2 separate regions of the Homo sapiens genome follow, and region 2 is linked to region 1. A link is a loop called in an ENCODE intact Hi-C map of the cell type or tissue named here. Cell type or tissue: heart right ventricle. All regions are shown on one strand. Links, peaks and the distances in the headings refer to the core of each region. The heading gives the core; the rest is flanking DNA.

The links. A loop is a pair of places that touch in the nucleus more often than their neighbours do. Peaks named below come from ENCODE experiments on the same cell type or tissue, not always from the same donor. Only the 100,000 strongest peaks of a DNase experiment are listed, where the experiment ranks them.
Region 2: a loop joins it to region 1, with 2.0 times the contacts of the local background. A loop is called at or near these places in 31 of 110 quality-filtered maps.

The regions. Positions count from the first base shown.
Region 1 is chr18:22,489,641-22,492,568 of GRCh38, reverse strand. No RefSeq gene overlaps it. Among named protein-coding and RNA genes, the nearest start is that of CTAGE1, 73 kb to the right of the region's middle. In heart right ventricle, for the core only: a CTCF peak has its summit at 1,749; no DNase peak of the experiment used is centred there; H3K27ac peaks cover 683 bases.
Region 2 is chr18:22,537,751-22,540,678 of GRCh38, reverse strand. The region is part of intron 1 of LOC124904265 (a long non-coding RNA gene); the gene reads right to left. Among named protein-coding and RNA genes, the nearest start is that of CTAGE1, 120 kb to the right of the region's middle. In heart right ventricle, for the core only: no CTCF peak of the experiment used is centred there; DNase peaks (open chromatin) are centred at 1,438 and 2,008; H3K27ac peaks cover 2,469 bases.

The sequences.
Region 1 (2,928 bases), core at 285-2,784:
GGAACCCCCGTCTGTCTCTTGGTCCTTCTCTCTTTCCACCTGCCTCCCACCTGGACTTCTAAGGCTCCACAGAACGCAGAGCTTCTGGGCACCTGGATGAACGGTTCACATGGGAGTCAACAGTGGCTCAGAGAGGCCGGGATTTGCTCAGAGGAATACACGCAACTGGTTTGGAAGCTGGGGTTTTGATACCTGTCCTGGGATCTTTGAACCCGTCATGTTATATAATTCTTTCTTCATCACTATCATAGGCTCTCTGAGGATGGCAGGAGTTTAAAAGCTAATAGTCATAGTAGCATCTGTGTTAAGATTCAAGGAGCTATGGGCTTGTCATCCTTTGACTCAGTACACAGGATACTCTTTTTGTGCAGACAAATATGTCCTTCTTCCTAAAGTGCTTTTTAAACAGAGCTACATAAAAAAAGGTTTTTTTAAAAGCTTATTTCACCTCATGTCCATTAGGATGATAATCATAAAAGTCAAGAGATAAAAAATGTCAGCAAGGGTGTGGAGAAAAGGGAAAAATTGTACATTGTTGGTGGAAATGTAGATTGGCGCAAGCATTATGGAAAACAATATGGAGGTTCCTAGACAAATTAAGAAAAACCTAAGCCACATGGTGAGTTCACATCTCTACAAAAAACTAAAAAATTAGCCCAGCATGGTGGCACATGTCTGTAGTCTTAGCTACTTGGGAGGCTGAGGTGGGAGGATGACTTGAGCATGGGAGGTTGAGGCTACAGTAGCCATGATCATGCCACTGCACTCCAGCCTGAGCAATGAAGTGAAACCCTGTCTCAAAAAAATTGATTAAAAATAGAATGACCATTTAACATAGTAATCCCTCTTCTGATTATATACCCAAGGAGATGAAATCACCACCTCATAAAGATATCTGCACACCCATGTTTGTTGCAGCATTATTCACAATAGTCAAGATATGGGAACAACCTAAGTGTCCATCAATGGACAAATGGATAAAGAAACAGATATATGTGTCCTCTGACTCAGTACACAGGACACTCTTTATCTATCTATCTATCTATCTATCTATCTATCTATCTATCTATCATCATCTAGCTATCCATCCAATAGAATGTTATTCAGCCTTAAAAAAGGAAATCCTGCCATTTGCCACAACTTGGATGGAACTGGAGGATATTACACTAGATGAAGTAAGCCAGGCATAGAAAGAAAAACATTTTATGATATCACTTGTATGTAGAATCTAAACCAAAATTAAAGTCAAATATACAAACACAGAGAATAAAACAGTAGTTACCAGGGGTTAGGGAAAAGGGGAACAAATGGGAAGATGTAGGTCAGAGGTTATCAAGTAGCATATATTAGAATGAATAAGCCTAGAGCTCTAATGTACAGGAGGACTGTAATTAATAAAATTTTATGCATTTAGGAGTCCTGTTAAATGAGTAGATTTTAGCTGCTCTTACCAAACAAAGGGGCAGGGCAATGGGGATAACTCTGTGAGATGCTGAATATATTTGTTTTATTATAGTAACCTTTTTACTATCTATATGTATCCCATAACATAATGTTGTATACCTTAAATATACACATCATATTTTAAATTTTATTTTTAAAAGTAAATGCTATTGTGTATCTTTTTTAATGTAAAGATTTATTCCATATAAAAACTTTTAAAAAAATGGTTCAGGAAGAGGCAAAATGAAATGTTTTTACTTGCTCATTGGGGAAAATGTTCACGGAACTTCAGCACCACCAGCAGAGTAAGCTGACAGTAGCATACAGAAGTATGAGGGCTCCTTGGTATGACCTCGGTGCACTGAGATTTTCTGGGAAAATCTGTATCAGTAATCATAGTTGTATAGCTCCAGGGTCCAACTCTAGATTGCAAAATATTTCCCCTTTTGGACTTCAACTCAACAATAATTCAACAGTGTGACAACTCAGTAGGAAACGGACCTTGAACAAGAGTGATAGGTATCTTTAGCTTGGCCTGGGCTGCCCAGGAAGCTTAGTGGCAGATAAAGTAATCACACCCTATGGCCTTCCGCTCTCACAAAAGAATCACTTGCATTGTGCAAGCCAAGCATATTTCACACAAAACCTTGTTTCCACTTTTCCTCTAAAGTGGTCTTTGGCAGTTTTTTCAGTTCCTAACATTCTGTTTTGGTCACAAACAAACCTCTGCTGTGCACTTTATGGGTGTGCTGAACCACTGAGTATTAGAGCTGAAATCGGCCTCAGAGATCATCAAATCCAATCCTGTCATTTCATAGCAAAGGAGTCAGAGGTAGAGGGAGAGGAGATGACTTGTCCAAAGTCACACAGTGAGAGAAAAGCAGAACCAGGTCAGGAGCTGAGCTGCTGTCCTGATGTGAAGCACTTTTTCATGACTCTATGCCACTTCTGAATTAGCCACAACACCATGAGGGGAGATGTCTTCCATATGGCTCAGGGGTGTGGTATTTGCCGTCAGACAATAGTTATTTATTGAGCACCCACAACATGCTAGGGAAACCCTTCAATAGGCTTACAGTCTGGAGGGGAAGACATACATTAAACAAAGAATCTTAAATGAGTAAGTGCATTAGTGTTGCCAACCATTCAGTGAAGAATGCATTAGTGTTGCCATGGGAATGTTATCTCCAGGGCTGATTGGGGCTATGTCCAGGGCCAAATCTGATTGGTTGATCCTGTGAGTTAGTAGTTAAATATTAATATGTTGGCTCACCCTAGGTTATGGGCCAAAGATTGTTTACATAATGCACGGGTTACTTCACCCATCTGATTCTGCTCCTCTTGGTTTCTTCTTCCTGATGATTCTACCTCCAGGAAGACAGGTAATGCAAAAGAACTAGAGTTCCTACAAACAGTCTTGTTCTCGCTCAGAACTGCTTTGACAGCTGGAGTAGTGAAGTCAACATTTGAATTATCTGTGAGTCC
Region 2 (2,928 bases), core at 208-2,707, 48 kb before region 1:
CCCAAAATTCCTATGTTGAAGTCCTAATGCCTAGTACCTCAGAATGTGACTTTATTTGGAGATAGGGTCTTTAAAGAGGTAATTAAGGTAAAATGAAGTCGTATGGGTGGGTCTGAATCCAAATATGCTTGGTTTCCCTATATGAAGAGAAGATTAGGACACACATACACGCAGAGAGGAGACCATAAGAAAACACAGGGAGAAGGCGGCTGTCTACAAGCCAAGGAGAGAGGCCTCAGAAGAAACCAATCCTGCCAACACTTTGATCTCAGATTCCAGCCTCCAGAACCATGAGAAAAGGGAATTTTGTTTTTTAAGCCACCCAGTCTGTGGTACTTTGTTATGGCAGCAGTAGCAAACTAATACAACATATATTAACTCATTGAATCCTTTGTACAAACCAATGCATTACTACCACCAATTTGTAGGTAAGAAAATTAGTGATTTGAGATATAAGGAACTTGTCCATGGCCTCACAGGTGGTCAACTAGCTTGGCCAGGCTTTGAATCCAGTTCTTCTTGAGAATATCTGACTTAAAAAATATTAACATTTATTATTTATTATTCCTATTGACTTCCAGAAGATAATATCTAATTCAGGTAAGCACCCCACCAAGATGACTAAAGACATGCAGATCCACATAGGTGCTTCAGGTAAAACAGGAGAAAAACACATTGGCTCTTTATAGAAAAAGTGGAACCCAAGTCCCACAAATATTGCTTGAACTCAGCATAATGTTGCCTTTACCTTCCATAAGCCATGGATTTTTATAGAAGCCTTCAAGAAATGGAGCTTATGATGTCAAAAGCACATGGATTGTAGGCAGAATAAGAGGCTTTTTTAAAAAATTATGTTTTGTAAGTGTTGTGTTATGATACATGGACACCCACTCTAAAACCAAAAATGTTTTTCCAAACAAGATCCTAAAAGTGTTTGCCCCAGTTAGTCTAAGATAGCCCTTATGGCAATGCCAAAGATTAAAGTTTGTGCTCACAGTTGTTTTAAACCAAGATATTACTCTCTGGCTTTTCAATCATATTTTTATTCCTTTTGTGCATCTCATCAAAGCATTTCGATTAGAACAAGTCATTGAGAAGGCAGAAGCCAAAATAAACAGTCGAGTTTAAATTACTACAGTGAAGGGACCACAGTTGCACTCAGGCCCAAGTTATGGGGACTTTTAATGATTCTACGAGGTTCTAGTATTTATGGAATTGGCTTGCACATATATTTTTTTTCTTCCTGATTTATTTCTGAGTTCTAAAGCCATCCATGAATTTTAATCCTAGTCTATCTTGTCAAATTTTTTTTCTGATAGGGTTCTCAGAGGTTCCAGTCAGCTGAGGGTTTACTTTTCCTTGGAGCTTATTAACTCCCATCACTTGGCCTGAACCAATAACCTCTGTCCAGCAGCCTGGCCACGTCACCCATGTTTGCTACATGTGAACCAGGGGTGCTTGCCAGCTCCACTGCTTCTATCCCTGCTTTAAGAAGTAAACAAGAAAAGATGTCATCAATTGGAAATAAAGCTAGGGTACAAATTCACTCCCAGATGTTAATATTTGCTGGTGTCTTTCTGGACTGGTCAGGAGACGCTGTGACGTGATTAGAAACACACTTTTTGAAGATGAACAGAGTTGGCTTAAATCCCTACTGCCACCTTCAAGTCATGTGACTTTGAGTACATTACTTGATCAACCCAGGCCTTGGTTTCCTCATTTGTTAAGTAAAGATAACAACCACCTGGCAGTTTTGTTGCAAAGAGTAAATGAAATAACACAGGTGACGTGTGTAGGCTAGCATCTGATGCAAGGTAGATGCATAAAACGAAGACCGTGCATACATGGTTGATGACTTCACTAATGTAACTTCCAGTGCTTTTTGTGTGGTTGAGATTCCATTTTCAACAGGACAAAGTCTGCTTGCAGAGGAGAAATACCACGGCAGCTTGATGTGCAATTGGGACTTAACCTCATACAAGACCCAAGAGTCCCCACGGAGGGCATTCTCCATGTGTTTCAACTTGGTGCATCATTCACCAAGCATGTTCCCTCCGGAAAAGCAGGAGACCGCCCAAGGTTTGGATGAGTTCAGGGAAGCATCTGAACTTTTTGGGAGCTATCCCATCAAAACTAGAGTTGTCTGGGTTTTGACCGCTGGGGCCAATATTATTTTCTGTCTGGGCTTTTAAAAAAGATCAGAACATTGGGTTAGTATTCCCTGTTCTCTATGTCATTAGAAGCTCTTCAGCATGAAGATTCCACTAATTTCAACCAGAATCGAGTGGATAAAAGAGATGAGTAACGTGAGAAAATGAAATGAGGAGATTGGCACTCAGTGGGGGAAGTTAGGGACTCCAAGGAGAAAAATAAAAGCTGTCTTCATCAACTGGCCCAAGACAGTGGGGGGAGTTTATTAAATGTGATTCTTTCCAGCACTCTATTCTAAATCTCTCCTACATTACATAAATCAGAGTCAGAAATATTTGGGTTTGAATTCTATTTCTGACATCTATCAGATGGGGTGACTTCTTACAAACTCCAACAGCCTCAGTTTCCTCATTGGTAAAATAGAAATATTAGTAAATATCATGTAGGATCATTCATTCATTCATTCATCAACAATATTTGTAAAGCACTTGGTCTGGCATATAGCAAGCATCCAATAAAAAGTGGCCCCCCTTCACCTTAAATTTTCTGTGGAATCTTATAATCCATATACTTAGATTTTAAGGATTTCATATTTATACTCCAACTTTTTTTCATTTTGCTTAGGAATATATTCTCACCTTTATGAAAAACACACTTGACCTTTTAGAAACCACATAGAAAAAATTTAAATAAGAGAATGTGTTCTTTTAAAATCAAACCAATATTATCGATCCTCACTAAGGTGTAAAGCTCAATCTATGGAATGCTTCTCTATTC